Regions from separate parts of the Homo sapiens genome. Here region 1 is linked to region 2. Evidence: chromatin loops called from intact Hi-C (ENCODE). Cell type or tissue: mammary epithelial cell. All regions are shown on one strand. Each heading gives the region's core, and the rest is flanking DNA. Links, peaks and the distances in the headings are about the cores only.

Region 1 (8,331 bases), core at 280-8,279, 77 kb after region 2:
TGGGGCTTCTGTCCACCTGGATTAATGCGTCTCTAAAGGAGTAAAGTCTCAAAGAAGCATCTCGAGTCACCCACCCTGGGCCCCAGCCTATCGCATTAATCTGGAAGACACTTTATTTCTCTTTTTTGGGAAGATCTGTTTTGAGAACCACAGGGTGGGAGGAGCTAGGAAGAAGGCGTTATTAATTTCTTCCTTTTCCTCTCCTCTCCTTCCTTCCTTCCTCCACTGCTGCCCAACAATGCCCACTGGATCTTCTGCTCCTGGCATCTCATCTCAACAGCACTGAAACCTAAGAGTCTTGTTTCACATTTGACCCCTTCTGTTTTGCTCCTGTTCTCATCTCTGCCAAGGGAGGTCCACTCTTAGCCATGGATCAACTCTCAGCTTTTGACCATCTTTTTTTTTTAAACTCAAGAACTGGGAAAAAATAGCTATATTACCATCATCTTCAAATAGATGGGATGTCTCATGGAAACCAATCCCTCCTCGAATCAGGCATTCATGTAATGCCATGATGAGGATGGTGATGACAGTGATGGAAATTTACAAAGAGCTTTCTAGGTGCCAGGCGCGAGGCACCAGAGCAGCACTTTTCAATGTGTTATGTGTAGTTATTCCCCACAACTTCTTCACAAGGCAAGTATTATTCATCTGCACTTGACTGAGGTATAAAGGTTAGGTAACTAGATCAAGACTGGGCATCCCAGTGGTGACGGTGGGTTACGGATCCTGGGCTGCGTGACTCAGCTGCTTAACCACGGTGCTGTGCTTCCTCCCACTGCTGTGTGGCTCAGACTTATTTTCCCCAAGAACATCTCTGACCATTTCATCATGCTGTTCCCTGAAAAAGTCACTGTTTGCCACATGTGGGTAACATACATCTTTTAAAAAGTCTTGAAATTGTAGTAAAATATACAAAACATGAAATTTACCATTGTAACTTGTTTTCATTTTTTAGAGACAGGATCTTGCTCTGTTGTCCAGGCTGGAGCACAGTGGTGCAGACCTCCTGGGCTCAAGCGATCCTTCTTTCTTAGCCTCCTGAGGAACTGGGACTACAGGTGTGCATCATCACACCTAGCTAATTATTTTTGGTTTTTTTGTCTGTTTTTACTTTTTTTTTTTTTACTTTTTTGTTTTGCTTTGTTGCCAAGGCTGGTCTTCAATTCCGGGGCTCAAGCAATCCTCCTACCTCAGCCTCCCAAAGCACTGGGATCACAGGCACGAGCCACTGCACCCACCTTAACCACTTTAAAGTGTGCGATTTAGTGGCCCTTGGTACACACACAATGGTGTGCAACCATCACCACTGACTCCAGAACTTTATAATCACTGCCCCACCAAAAAAAAAGTACCCATTAAACAGTCAGTCCCCATTCTCCCTCTGACCTCAGCCCCGGCAACCACCATTTCACTTTCTGTCTCTGCAAGTTTGAGGATTCTAGGTACCTCATAGAAGTAGAATCGTACACGATGTGGTCTTTTGTGTCTGGCTTCATCACTCAGCACAGTGTCCTCAAGGTTCAGCCACATTGTGGCCTGTGACAGTGCTTCACTCCTTTTCATGGCTGAGCAATACTCCATTGCATGGATAGACTGCATTTTTTAATCCAATCATCCACTGATTGAATTTTGGGTTGATTCTACCTTTCGGCTGAGGACACACTCTTCTTTTGGTCCACATTCAAAGCCATCTAAACCCCAGTTCTGAGACACCATCCTGTCCATGCCCCACACCCACCTCCAAACCCCACTTCTATGCAGCTTGAGCCTCAGTGAAACCCAAGACATCCTGATCTGAAAAAACAAATTGAAAAATGGTATCCTGCAGCTCAAGAGCACGTTCTGGGTACCAGGCATGGTTGTTAAGTGCTTGACTCATGACAGTCCCCAAGTCATCGTCCTTGTTTTACAACTGAAAACACTGTGGTAAGAGAGGGAGAGTCGCTTGCTCATGGTCACACAGCCAGTCAGGTGCAGAGAATAACTTAAGCCCAGTCTGGATCCCAAACGGTGCTATTAAACAATGCAAACTCAAAAGTGTTCAAAGCGGCTCAGACTAACGAGGTCCCTGCCTCATCCCTACACTGGAAGTATTATCATTATAATTGTATGTTGTATATATTGTAAGGAAGATAAAATTATGCTAAGAAAGGGAAAGAGGAACTGGCAGAGAGTGTGCACTGTGGGCGCCGGTCCTGACTGCACCACTTTCTAGTTCCGTGGGCTTCGGACCCTCGCCTCCTGAAGGGCTCAGGCCCCTGGTCGGTACAATGCACATAATAGTTCCAGCCTCATATGGTTGTGAGGAGTAAACAGGATCATGCACTTGGCAGGATGATTCCCAATTGGGGAGATTTCGCCCCTCAGGGGACACCTGGCAATGCCTAGAGATATTTTTGGTTGTGAGGACTCAGGGAGGTGGTAGGGGAGGCTAACGGCATCTAATGGGGGGAGTCTCGAGATGTTGCTACACATCCTACAATGCACAGGACACCCCACCCCCACAACAAAAAAACTATCCAGCCCCAAATGTCACTCGTCTGGAGGTTGAGAAACCCCCCGCTGAATAAAATGTCTGGCACGGGATAAGAGCTCAGCAAGGGTCTGTGAGGACCACCTCATTTACCTTTGTTCTGAACACTCCCATGTCTGCAGGAGGCCCCTCTGCCTTGCTCCTTTCGCTCCTTTTCCCAGGCCCTTCTCCAGCCTCCGTCCTCATGCTGCACTGACAGCACTTTGCAAACTGAAAGCAGACCCAGCAGGAAAATCCCAAACACCTGCCTAAGGGCCCACCAGGTGCCAAGCAGACCCAGCCCTGCTCCAGTAACGAGCAAAAGCCAAACCCAGCAGGAAAATCCCAAACACCTGCCTAAGGGCCCACCAGGTGCCAAGCTCTGTACTGGGCGATTCACGTGGGCTCTTTCTCCCGGACCCTCACATTAACCCAGGATGCAAGTGGTTCGGTGGAGACAGCCTGAGTTTTAAGGCAAAGAGGCCTGGGTGGGAACTCTACTCCCATCATCTATAATGTGGGCGTAACTTACCCAAACTCCCTTAGATTCTATTTTCCTACCTGATTAATGGAGATAATATTTTTTGCTTGTTTGAGAATTCAGTGACATAAGGCAGGGATCAATCAGCATTTTTTTTTCTGTTTTCTGTAAAGCGCTAAATAGTAAACATCTTAGGCTTTCAGGGCCAGGTGGTCTCTGCTGCCACTCACTACTCAATGCTGCCTTTGTGGCCTGAAAGCAGCCACAGACAACACACAGTGAATGGGCATGGCTGTGTGCCAATAAAACTTTATTTACAAAAGCAGTAGACAACACATTGTGAATGGGCATGGCTCTGTTCCAATAAAACTTCATCTACAAAAGCAAGTGTCAGGATGTCCACCCACCGATGAATGGGTAAATAAAATGTGTCTATTCATACAATGGAATGTTATTCAGCCACAAAGAAAGTGCTGACACAGGACACAACATAAACGCGCCTTGAAAACACAGTGCTCAGTCAAAGAAGCCAGACACAAAAGCACATAGGGTATGACTCTGTCTCTACGACATGTCCACAGCAGGCAAGTCCACAGATAGGGAAAGCAGCTTAGTGGTTGCCTAGGACCGCGGGAGAGGGGGGTGAGCCCAGAGAGATGGGGAGTGACTGCTCAGGGGCACCAGGTTTGGAGGCAATGGCCAACGGGTACACGGTTTCTTTTTCAGGTGATGAAAACGTTCTAAAATTGTTTGTGGTGATGGATGCACAGCTTTGTGAATGTCCTAAAAACTACTGTCTTGTACACTTGATGGGTGAGTCATAAGTTATGTGAATTATATTAATATACCAGTCAAGTTGTTATTAAAAAACAAAGTTCAGAAAACAACAACGGGTGGTGGGATGGAATGTGCCACCCCTGGATGAGTATGTAGGTGCCTACATTAGAGTGACACAAAATACATGGAAAAAAGGCCTGGCATGGTAGCTCACACCTGTAATCCCAGCACTTTGGGAGGCTGATGCGGGCGGATCACCTCAGGTCAGGAGTTCTAGACCAGCCTGGCCAACGTGGTGAAACCTCCGTTTCTACTAAAAATACAAAAATTAGCCGGGTGTGGTTGCGGGTGCCTGTGCTCCCAGCTACTCAGGAGGCTGAGGCAGGAGAATCGCTTGAACCCGGGAGGCAGAAGTTGCAGTGAGCCGAGATCGTCCCACTGCACCCCAGTCTGGGCAACAGAGCAAGACTCCGTCTAAAAAACAAAAAACAAAACAAAACAAAAACAAACAGAAGAGATGGGAATGGCGTGGCGGCTTCCTTCCCAGCCTAACCTTGCTGCGGTGCAAATCCTGCAAGTCACTGCACGTCCCTCCAACCCACACGAAGCAGCCTCTGACTGTTCTGCGCTGTTCACTGTGGCATGTCCTGACTACTCAGCACGACCCACCCAGGGCTCCGCTCTCCTGTGCTCCCATCGCTCTGTCTTCTGATGTTGTGATTTTTCCCTACATGTGGCCTCCTCTTCCACGGCTCCTGGGAACTCCATACTCTGGGCCTGTCTGCTCCCCTGACCTGTCTTGCTTCCTGGACCCCATCTCCTTCTGGATGGACATCATCAGAGATCCTAGGTGACACCTCACTCCATGCCTGCCCCGGGACTCTGTAGGAAGCTGGTTTGGGAGGAATGCTTTTTAGGGCTGGGCAGGGTGGTGGAAAGCTGAAAGATGGATCTGACAAGCTCACACCCTCACGTCAACTCACAGTCTAGTGGAGGTGGGGAGATGGAAAAGTAACAGGCAGTTAAACTACAACAGGAATCTGTGTGGCACAGGGGGGAGGTGGCAGTGGGGACAGTGTGCAAGAGGACGATGCGGGCAATCCAGCAGGGCTTCTCGGAGGAGGAGTGGCTTGGGGCGAGCCTGCTGGACCTGCTGGTCTGGAAGTGTTTATCATGCTGTCCCTTCTGACTCGCGTTGTATGCCCCTGTCCTCCTTAGGCTTGCTGAGCCTCCAAGTACTGCATGGTAAGTCTGGTGACTGCTATTTCGTGTTCACTCCTGTGCACAGAAATATACAGGTACTGGTTTTTTCTATGGTGGGGGGTCCCTTAAATATCATCAGACCCTACACTCTTTATCCGTATCATCATCTGCATCATAAATGTTTAACATGTTTTTATTTGTCCAACAGATATTAACTGATGTTAGCTCTCCTGTACCAAATGTTATTCTAGGTGTTAGAGATGCAGCAGAGGATAAAACAGACAGAAGTCTGTGACCAAGTGAAACTTGTATTCCAATCAGAGGAGAAAAAACAAAGAGCAGTAGTTATAGGTCTGCTGAAGGCTATTATGTCCTATGGAGACAATAGAGTAATGGGGATGGAAACGCAGTGCGGGAAACTTAAGTTTTTTGGCTGGGCATGGTGGCTCATGCCTGTAATCCCAGCACTTTGGGAGGCCGACGTGGGTGGATCACCTGAGGTCAGAAGTTCGAGACCAGCCTGGCCAACATGGTGAAACTCCGTCTCTACTAAAATACAAACAATTATTTTGAAACAAATTTTGTAAACATAGAAAAAATTAGCTGGGCATGGTGGTGTGCACCTGTAATCCTAGCTACTCGGGAGGTTGAGGCAGGAAAATCACTTGAACCTGGGAAGCAGTGGTTGCAGTGAGCCGAGATCATGCCATTGCACTCCAGCCTGGGTGACAAGAGCAAAACTCTGTCTCAAAAAAAAAAAGTTTTTAAAGGGCGATCAGGGAACATGACATGTGAGCAAAGGCTTGAAGAAGAAGGGCAGGTGAGCCAGAGATAACTGGGGGAAAGGCATTCCAGGAAGAGAGAACAGTATATGCAAAGGCCCTGAGGCAGCTGAGTCCCTGGGATCCAGGGACACAGGGAGACTAACTTTATTCTCTTCTCTCCTCATTCGAGGCACCTGGAAGCACTATTTAGAGTTTGGTCTCCACCCACTTCATAATTCACCTGATGGTTTCTTTTCTTTTCCTTTCTTTTCTCCTCCTCTTCCTCTTCCTCCCTCCCTCTCTCCCTCCCTTTCTTCCTTTCCTCTTCCTCTTCCTCCCTCCCTCTCTCCCTCCCTTTCTTCCTTTCCTCTTCCTCCTTCTCTTCCTGCTTCTTTTTCTCCTCCATCTCTTCATTTTTAGAAGAAACAAGTGGCTGCAAGGAGGAAGGTAAGTGCTTGGGGTCGTACCATTCCTCATCTATAAGACAGTGTGTCCCTTCTGTCTGGGCTATGATAAAGCCTTAGAAGAGAAGATTTCAGGTAATCAAGGCCCTGCAGGGGCTTTGGTACCTGAGAGGCTGCCTTCCTGAAGGGCATCCAAAGTCTGCAAGCCACTGCCCCTTTCACACTGCTCATGGGCATCGAGGAGACCCAACATACTGAGATGTGAGTGGGAGACATTTCTATCCCAGCTGCTGCTTCTGTGGACTGTGAGTCCTCTCTTCCCGACATGGAAATTACCAAGCTAAGTCCTGGGTGATAGGACTGAGGGCCGGAAAACCAGAAAATAGCAGCAAGCCACCAAGTGATCCAGATGGTGGAGATGAGCGTTTTAAAGTAGGCAGAGCCGGGCATGGTGGCAGCACCTGTGGTCCCAGCTACCCGGGAGGCTGAGGCAGGAGGATTATTTGAGCTGGGGAGGTGGAGGCTGCAGTGAGCCGTGATTGTGCCACCGCATCCGGCCTGGGTAACTGAGCAAGTCTCAAAAAAAAAAAAAAAAGCCAGAACAACACTAATGGTTGGTTCTTTTGAAAAGCGTAATACAAATTTAATCCTCTAGCATTACTGACAAGAAAAAATAGAGGAGAAACAAACTGCCAATATTTGGAAGGAAGAAGAGAGTATCATAGCAGATCTTGCAGGTAACAAAATAACAATAAGGTGATCATTGGAGAAACTTTATGCCAATAAAATTGAAAGTTTAGATAAAACGGACAAAATCCCAAAAAAACACAAATTACCAAAAACAAATGAAATGATATAAAAAATCTGGGCTGGGCGCGGTGGCTCACATCTGTAATCCCAGCATTCTGGGAGGCCGAGGCAGGCGGATCACAAGGTCAGGAGATTGAGACCATCCCACCCAACATGATGAAACCCCGTCTGGTGAAACCCCGTCTCTACTAAAAATACAAAAAAATTAGCCAGGCGTGGTGGCGGGTGCCTGTAGTCCCAGCTACTCGGGAGGCTGAGGCAGGAGAATCACTTGAACCTGGGAGGCGGAAGCTGCAGTGAGCTGAGATCGTGCCACTGTACTCCAGACTGGCAACAGAGCAAGACTCCATCTCAAAAAAAAAAAAAAAATCTGAATAATCCTCTATCTATTAAAGAAATGCCACCTGTAATTAAATAGCCTTACCACACACAAAAAAGTCTTTCAGGATCAAGTTAGCTTTAATAGTGAATTAAAAGGAAGAAATCACATTGATCTTACAGGAAATCTTCCAGAAAATTAAAAACAGTCATTTCCCAACTCGGTTTTAGGACAGAATAACCTTGATAAAAGATCTGACAAATACGACAAAGGAAAATTTCAGGCCAATCTTCCTCATAAATATAGATGGAAAATCCTAGACTAAATATTAGCAAGTGCAATTTGGCAATACATGTTAAACAATCATGACTAAATTCACTTTATTCCAGCAATGCGACAATGGTTTAATAGGTAAAAACAAATATATGGTATTCCCACCTTATTAACATAAAAGAAAACAAGCACATTATCATTTCAGTAGATACAGAAAAAGAATATGGTAAGATTTTACAGCTTACATTATTTTTTTTTTGAGACACGGTCTAGCTTTGTTGCCCAGGCTGGAGTGCAGTGGTATGATCACGGCTCACCACAGCCCTAAACTCCTAGGCTCAAGTGATCCTCCCCTCTACAGCCTCTGAGTAGCTGGGACCACAGGCACGAGACACCACACCCAGCTAATTTATTAAATTTTTTGTAGAGTTTGGGTCTCCCTATGTTGCCCAGGCTGGTCTCAAATTCCTGGGCCCAAGTGAGCCTCCCGCCTCAGATTCCCAAAGTGCTGGAATTACAGACATAAGCCACCATGCCCAGCCTTGTTCATGATTAAAAAAAAAAAAAATCTCAGCTAGCTAGGAGTAGAGAGAACAGCTTAATATAATAAGGAATAGCCACCAAAAACTTACAAAGAACAAGCTGTTTAAGGTAAAACACAGTTGTCCCTCAGTATCCTCAGGGGTTGGGTCCAGGACCTCCCCGCAGATAGCAAAATTCCTTGATGTTCAAGTCCGTGATATAAATAGCATAATGCTTGCATTTAACCTATGAACAGCCTCCTG
Region 2 (8,331 bases), core at 299-8,298:
CAGAAAATAATGCCTTCTCTAAGAATGTGTGACCAACCACCATCCTTCCCTCATGGGGATGTGGAGTTTCCCTTGTCTTGGATGCCTAACAGAGCTGTCAATCACCACACATCCTAGACCGACCACATCTTTCCCCACCTCACGTAAGGGTGGCTCCAGCCCCCTTGATGTGCAATCCACAAGATTTGTGGGGTTATCCTTGATTCCTGCATTTCCCTCACATGACACACTCAGTCTCTCAACAAATCCTATACCTTAATTAATGTGTTTACTGACATGAATTTCACGCGACATAAAATTAACTGTTTTATCTGTACAGTTTAGTGGCATTTGGTGCATTTACACTGCTGTGCGGCAGCTCCTCTAGCTGGTTCCTGTGCCTGCATGTCCAGAGTCCAAGTTCTGACATTTGTACATACTCATGAAGTCATTGCCGTCATCAAGAAGCTGAACATCCCCACCATCCTCCAACGCTTCCCCAGGCTCTTCATCATCTGTCCCTCCCACAACTCCATCCCTGGACAACCACTGGTGTTCTCTGTGTCATTACAGATCACTGACAGAATTTCCTTATTTTTGCCTTTTTTTTCTTTTTTCTTTCTTTTTCTTTTTTTTTTTTTTTGAGACAGTGTCTTGCTCTGTTGCCCAGGCTGGAGTGCAGTGGCACAATCATAGCGCACTGTAGCCTCAGCTTCTCAGGCTTAACTGATCCTCCCACATCACCCTCCCAAGTCGCTGGGACCACAGGCACACATCACCATGCTCGGCTAATTGTTTCTATTTTTTTGTAGAGCTGGGGTCTCACTATGTTGCCCAGGCTGATCCTGAACTCCTGGGCTCAAGCGATCTGCCTGCCTGGGCCTCCCAAAAAGTGCTGGGATTACATGCATGAGCCAGTGTGCCCAGCCTAGGGGTAGAATTTTCTAGCGATGGAATCATACCTTATGTACTCCTTTTCTATCTGCCCTCCTTCACCTTCATAATTATTTTGAAATTCACTCATGTTCTTGGGTGTAATCAATGATTCCTTTTTACTGCTGAGTAGTATTCTCAACTTCATTGAATTGTACCCTTTGCATATGTGTGATTTATTGTATATCAACTATACCTCAGTAAAACTATACGAAAAAGATAAGGGGTTCTCTGTTTTTTGTTTTGTTTTGTTTTTGAGATGGATTCTCACTCTGTCGCCAGGCTGGAGTGCAGCAGCATGATCTCGGCTCACTGCAACCTCTGCCTCCCGGGTTCAAGCAATTCTCCTGCCTCAGCCTCCTGAGTAACTGGGACTACAGGCGCACACCACCATGCCCAGCTAATTTTTGTATTTTTAGTAGAGACGGGGTTTCACCACATTGGCCAGGATGGTCTCGATCTCTTGACCTAGTGATCTGCCTGCCTCAGCCGCCCAAAGCGCTGGGATTACAGGCGTGAGCCACCATGCCTGGCCAGGATTTTCTTAAAACTTAAAAACAAATTCAGCATTTGACCAGTTCTCCCCATTTCAACTTTCAGTATTCATGGTCAAGCCAACAGCCATCAACCTGGATGACTCTGTTGCCATCCTCACTGAGCTCCTGGTTCCTTCCCTTCCCCTATATGGGCTGTTATCTTTTTTCTCTTTTTTCTTATTTTGTTCTTTTTTTTTTTTTTTTTTTGAGACAGGGTCTTGCTCTGTCACCCAGGCTTGAGTGCAGTGACACAATCATAATGCCCTGCAGCCTCAACCTCTCAGGCTCAAACAATCCTCCCACCTCAGCCTCCCCAGTACCTGAGACTACAGGTGTGCACAACCAGGCCTTACAATTTTTTTTTTTTTGTATATTTTGTAGAGATGGGGTTTCATCATGTTGCCCAGGCTGGTCTTTAACTCCTGAACCCAAGCTATCCACCTGCCTCAGCTTCTCACAGTGCTGAGATTACAGGCATGAGCCACCGCGGTTGGCTGTATGGGCTATTTTCAAGGCATCTTCTGAGAAAACGCTAAAGAGAAGTCAGAAAGCTACTCTATGAAGGCAGAGGCATTCGTTGGAGCTCTGAGTGATGTACCTGCAATGTCTAGATTCTAGTTTTAGGAGTCGGCAGAGTCAGCCCAATTCTATGTGTCAGACCAATTCAATGACTGAAATAGTGGCAGCTCCACCTACTAGTACAATGGGTCAAGTTTTCACATTTCACTTGTTCCTACAGGATGGGGCCTGGCAGGCTTGAGTTGAGATTTATGCTTGTTTCTATGTAGCTTTGGATCGTTGTGAAAGCCAGGTCATTTCAATCATTTTGTGCAAACATCATTGTGTGTAAAAACGGTGTCCACGTTTTGTCTTTGAAATGGTCCCCGCCCTCCGCTCGTTATCGTGTTGAGAATGAAATGAGAGGACATGCTTGGCACCTGGAGATGATTGGATATTACAGCTGTGCGCCATAAGGGCAAATGGTTCCATTGTTTGATGAGCCGTCCTGGCGGTGGGTGGGTCGGTCACTTCTAAACAGATAAGGAATGGCTAGAAAGCTCTTGTACCAAACCAGCTTGAAGCAACCTCACCCACACCGAATCCCTCCACGTTTCTTTTCTTTTTTCTTTCTTCCTTTTTTTTTTTTTTTTTTTTTTTTTTTTTGAGATAGAGTCTCGCTCTGTCGCCCGGGCTGGAGGGCCGTGGTGCGACCTCGGGTCACTGCAAGCTCCGCCCCCCGGGTTCAAGCAATTCTCCTGCCTCAGCCTCCGGAGTAGCCGGGATTACAGGCACCCGCCACCATGCCCGGCTAATTTGTGTATTTTAGTAGAGACAGGGAGGGTTTCACTGTATTGTCCAGGCTGGTCTTGAACTCCTGAGCTCAGGCAATGCGCCCGCCTCGGCCTCCCAAAGTGATAGGATTACGGGCGTGAGCCACCGTGCCCAGCAAATCCGTCTACTTTTCTTTTTTCTTTCTTTCTTTCTTTTCTTTCTTTTCTCCCAACCCCCCTCCCCCCGTCAAACAACCAACAGTTTTTTAACACAGAAAGTAAGGCATAATCCAGGGCTTGGACTGTCTTTCAAGAAAACCCCAAACCCGCTGCCAGGAAGTCACAGCCACTAAGTCCCATCCCAGGCCCAGTTGCTGCCAGGAAACACACCGCGTGGAGACCCAGCATGACTGCTGACTGATTGCAAGTCCCCAGGAGGGCTTTATTTTTGCTTTTCAACATCCTGTTCTGCAGGTTCCTTGGCTCTTTTTGCCCGTATGCCGAAGAGCCGGGCATTGGGACGGGCCATGCGGAGACTAGCGAAGGCTTTGAAATTCTTCTCCTCGATGATGACTCCAGCTTTCTCCTTCTAGGCATTCCGGTTGGGCATGACCGGTCCTGTCAGCCGAGCGGCCAGTTTCAGTTCTTCAGCAGAACTGTCTCCCTTCTCGGAGGCCGAGGGCTTCCCGGGGAAGCGGATGCGTTTGGAGCGGGGCTCCTTCAGCCGCCGCACGTTGGCCTGCAGGGACTGCGCCTCCTCGGATCCGCAGAAATGCCGGCGTCCGGGCCCCCTTCTTCGCGTGCCGGCCACCCTGAGCTCCTCCAGGCGGAGGCCGCGGCCGTGCGCACCTTCGTGTGGTACCGAACCGTGGGGCAGCGCACGATGGGCCGGATGGGCCCCGACGCGGGGCAGGGGCGAGGCGGCGCGCCTTGGCTTGCCCGGCCTGGCGCCTGCGGATCTTCTGGGCCGGCTGGTTGAACCGCTTGGCCACGCGCCGCTGCAGTCCTTGGGGAAGCGGGGCTTCGAGATCGTGCCGTTCCGGCTGGGCGCCGTGGCTGCCTACGGCCCTGCGGCTGCAGACCAGAGGGGAGCCACCGAGGGGAAGGTCCCTGCGCGCGCGCACCCCATCCCCGGCCTCCGCCTCTAACCTCCCAGCCTGGGCCGGAGGCCGCCCCTAGAGCCCGGGCCCCGGTCCAATGCTGTCTGCGAAGAAGGGGCCCATCCATGCCCGCGTTGGCGGCAGCGCCAGGCCGATGGCGCTGGATGGAGCCCGAAGGCCGAGACCCCAAATCCCTCTGCTTTTCTAAGAAATCGCCCTCCAGTCTTTTTTTTTTTTTCAGATCTGTAACTTGTTTTCACCCCTGATTTAAAACAATACCACTGTTCTCCCCCAAATTTTCCTTTGATACAGTAGGTGAACAAAATAGATTTTTTTCCCCACAAATATCAGCAGACACTTCTTGGCACCCCACACTGTATTGGCATGGGTGTTAACAGTCCCAGTTCAGGTGTGCAGCCTTTCAGGTGGATGCACTGTAACAAGGATGTAAATGCGGAGCCATCCTAAGAATCACATTCAGTCATGGGGTTGCCCTTCCAAGCTGGCAGAAAAGGAACCCGGGCCAGGCACCGTGAACACACACAGTAACTCATGCCTGTAATCCCAGCACTTTGGGAGGCTGAGGCGGGTGGATCACGAGGTCAGGAGATCGAGACCATCCTGGCTAACATGGTGAAACCCCGTCTCTACTAAAAATACAAAAAATTAGCTGGGCGTGGTGGCGGGCGCCTGTAGTCCCAGCTACTCGGGAGGTTGAGGCAGGAGAATGGCATGAACCCGGGAGGCGGAGCTTGCAGTGAGCCGAGATCGCGCCACTGCACTCCAGCCTGGGCAACAGAGCAAGACTCTGTCTCAAAAAAAAAGAAAAAAAAAAAAAAGAAAATCGACCTGCCAGACTCAGCCACACGTTAGATCACCTGCGGAGTTTTATAAACTCTCAACACAGGGGCCACATCCTCAGCCAATCACATCATTACCTTAGGGCTGGACCCCAGGCATTGCTTTTAAAAAAAATATTAAAAACTCCTCAAGTGACTCCAACATGTAGCCAAATTAGAAAATGAAGCTCTAAAGAAACATTGGATGTCATTAATGGATCATAGAGCACCATGATTGAAATTAAACGGGCAGGTGGTATTATCAACACATTTTCTACGTCTGTGAAGAAGGTTGGACCCAATCACCAAAAGGGAGAACCACCACCCACCCCTACCTCCACTTCTTGAATGAAAGGGGAGTCTATGTACATTTTATGGTGGATTCCAGGTCCCTGCCTCAAAGAATGCTACTCCGAAACGGACCTGGGTGAGGCAGGATAGGCAGTCAAGGAAATGACCACGTCCTCAGGATGCTGCACGCGTGGTGACTGTACAGTCAACACAGTAAGCCTCAGCGTTCACATTGGAATTGAGTTCATTCAAGCAAGGCCATCTCCAGTAGGGTATTTCCACTGTAGTATTTCCACTGTAGAGAGAATGTGCACGTTGATCTTACCCATCCACAAACCGACACATTTCTTGTTATGATAGTAAAAAACACACACCTGGGCGGGCAGTTAAGACGCTAATGAGACATGTGCACAGCTACTGCACCTGTGTGCCCAGAAGAGCACCCAGAATATGCTTAGTAGTAACACCTCTTCCCACCCCCCTAGGTGTAATCATCCAAGACTCCCATAAAGGGGAGTCTCCCTCAAGCAGGTCTTTGCTGTCTCATCCTTGGGAGCAGCTGGCCCTGAATCCTTGCTCCCAGGATGTCCTGTCTATTCTGCCCTTAACTTTCAAGATATTGTATTTCCTCTGTAATCAATTATTCTATGATGCATCTCTCTGCTGTGGGTCTCTTGATTAAATTCCTTTAAATTAAGATGACAAGAACCAAAGTCTTACAAAAGTAGTCTTTAATAAATGAATCCAGCCTATTTGGGAAGGGACCTTTCCAGACCTCTGCAGATTGCAGGACTCTGCCCGTCAGCTCAATCAGCCATCCATAAAATGTCCTCCCAAGACCAGCAGCATGAGCACCACCTAAAATGTACATTCTCAGGTAATCCCAAACAAGTAAAATCTGAGAAATTGTCACCAAGAGGATCCTAGGGAGACGTGACAACTCAAGGCAATGTGGTGTCTTGGATGGGGAGGAAGGAAGAGGAGGGCATTGTGTAAACACTAAGGAGGCCTCAATAAGGTATGGGCCTTAGATCACGGCAATATATCCAGTCAGTTCATCGCTCCAGTCAGTTCAAAGGTGCCATCCTAATGAACCATGTTGGCAATGGGGGAAGCCATGTGGGGCATTAGGGAGCTCCATGGACTTTAGAAAGCTATTCTAAAATGAATTATATATTTTAATGCACACTCTCAGGCCCCATGCCCGGTCTGCTCAATCAGAAGCTGAGTCTGGGGCCCACCCACCTGAGGATTAACCACGCCTTCAGGGGATGGTAGTATCACTAAGACCAACTAGTCACCAGAGACTCCCAATGCCTCTGTAGTTCAAGAGTCAAATCGGGAATTTAGAGGTTGCCAAATTTAGGCCACAAAATACACCATCTGGGGCAGGGAGATAAATATGCAGAGCAGAGAGGATTCCGGGGGCAGTGAAAATACCCCCCAGGATACTCCAGTGGTGTGTACTCATGAGGCCTTTGTCCAAACCCACAGCACGTACAACACCCAGAGCGAGCCCTAATGAACACTATGGACTCTGGGTGGTGGTGATATGTCCAGGCAGCCTCACTGATGGAACAGGTGCACCACTCTGCTGGGGATGCTGGGCAGGGAGAGGCTGTGTTGTGTGAGGAGGGAGTCTAGGGGAACTCTGTGCTGTCCACTGAATTTCCCTGTGAACCTAAACAGCTCTGAAAAAGAAAGTCTAGAGCCAGGCGTGGTGGCTCACCCCACACCAGCCTGGGCAACAAGAAATCCCATCACTACAAAAAATTATTTCAAAAATTTGAATATCATAATTATAATAAAGTCTAATAAAAACAATACAGGGCACAGCGGCTCATGCCTGTAATGCCAGCACTTAAGGAGGCCGAGGCAGTTGGATCACTTGTACTTCGGAGTTCAAGACCAGCCTGGGCAACATATCAAAATTCCATCTCTACAAAAACCACAAAAATTAGCCAAGTTGGTGGCGTGCTCCTGTAGTCTCGGCTGCTCGGGAGGCTTAGATGGGAGGATTGCTTGAGCCTGGAAGGTCGCGGCTGCAGTGAGCGGTGATTATGCCACTGAACCTCAGCCTGCGTGACAGAGGGAGACGCCATCTCAAAAAAAAAAAAAAAGAAAGAAAGAAAAAAGAAAACGAAAACTCTACAGGATACCCAATAAAAGCTGAGTTTCAGATAAATAAATAATTTAGAACATGCTGATACTAAAGAAAATTGTTTATCTGAAACTCAAATTTCATCAGGCATTATGTATTTTATATGGCCACCCTCCTTGGACAACTGTACTTTACAGCAAAACAGTGGGTAACCCCATGTCAATCAGGAAACTCAGTTTTCCGTTATACAATATTGAAAACTAATAAGATGATCGTTTATTGGAAGAACAGCAACACAAACCAAAATAAACCTATAAGAAAACAATGGACATAATGAAACAGAAAACAAAGCTCAGTGGGGAGGACACATATTTACTCAAACATCCTGGCAATTCATATCTAGGGCACTCCCTCTGTGTGTCAGACGCCCTTGCATGTGTCAAATGTCATCTGATAACATTGATGAAAAATATCATTCACTTCTTCTTGGTGCAGAAGGCATAGACCGGATTATGCAATCACTGAGAAGTAGCTTCTGGATGTGTTTTCTGGTGGCGTCTTAACAATTTCAGCCGACTGAAGGCTCTTGGACACTTGGAACATTTGTAGGGTTTCTCTCCGGAGTGGATGCGCTGGTGCTCCTTCAGGCTCCCCCTGTAGGTGAAAACTTTCTTGCAGTCTTTACATTCGAAGGGCTTCTCCCCTGTGTGGCTTCTCTTGTGACACTTCAAGTAGGACTTCTGGGTGAACTGCTTCTGGCAGACGTCACACGTGTAGGGCCTCTCGCCAGTGTGGGTTCGCTGGTGAAATTGGAGGCTAATAAGCTGCATGAAGCGCTTCCCACAGAGATTACATTGAAAGAGTCTCTCGCCTGTGTGTGATCTCTTGTGGATGACTAGCTTGGAATTACACGTAAACCTCTTCTCGCACACGTCACATGCAAAGGGCGGCAGTGCCTTGGCTTCTTGGCCATCCGGGTGACTGACTGGGCTCGCAGGGCCTGGGGAATGAATTGAATTCATCCCAGCTTGTCCCGGGGATTCTCTGTTGCCCACAGGTGTGGCTTCTCCTTGAGGCTCTTCTTGGGAAATGGAGGAGGCATCTGGTTTGCTTCTTTTGGGACTGCTCAGATTCAGAGCGTCTCCTCTGTTCCCGCTGTGAGTCGAAGCTTCTCTCTCCACAACGCAGGCAGAAGGTGTGTCAGCATCCACATTTTCCACAGAGGCTATTTTTGGGGGGTCCTTCCCCTCCTTTGCTCTCACCAGATCTGCTGGAAGAAGG

What was found. A loop is a pair of places that touch in the nucleus more often than their neighbours do. Peaks named below come from ENCODE experiments on the same cell type or tissue, not always from the same donor. Only the 100,000 strongest peaks of a DNase experiment are listed, where the experiment ranks them.
Region 1: it touches region 2 in a loop (7-fold over the local background); 1 of 110 quality-filtered maps calls a loop at or near these places.

What each region holds. Positions count from the first base shown.
Region 1 is chr19:56,291,345-56,299,675 of GRCh38, forward strand. All of the region lies in intron 2 of ZSCAN5A (zinc finger and SCAN domain containing 5A), which reads right to left. EDDM13 (epididymal protein 13) reads left to right here. Exons shown (of 15, transcript NM_001354658.2): 10 at 4,615-4,623; 11 at 4,992-5,018; 12 at 6,161-6,187. LOC124900420 reads left to right here. Exons shown (of 5, transcript XM_047439799.1): 5 at 281-8,331. Among named protein-coding and RNA genes, the nearest start is that of ZSCAN5A-AS1, 19 kb to the right of the region's middle. In mammary epithelial cell, for the core only: no CTCF peak of the experiment used is centred there; DNase peaks (open chromatin) are centred at 3,457 and 4,397; H3K4me3 peaks cover 1,197 bases; H3K27ac peaks cover 2,396 bases.
Region 2 is chr19:56,214,007-56,222,337 of GRCh38, forward strand. It overlaps ZSCAN5A (zinc finger and SCAN domain containing 5A), which reads right to left. Exons shown (of 6, transcript NM_001322064.3): 6 at 7,297-8,320. The coding sequence ends at 7,569. It also overlaps the pseudogene RPL13P13. Among named protein-coding and RNA genes, the nearest start is that of ZSCAN5C, 16 kb to the left of the region's middle. In mammary epithelial cell, for the core only: a CTCF peak has its summit at 7,675; a DNase peak (open chromatin) is centred at 3,345; H3K4me3 peaks cover 622 bases.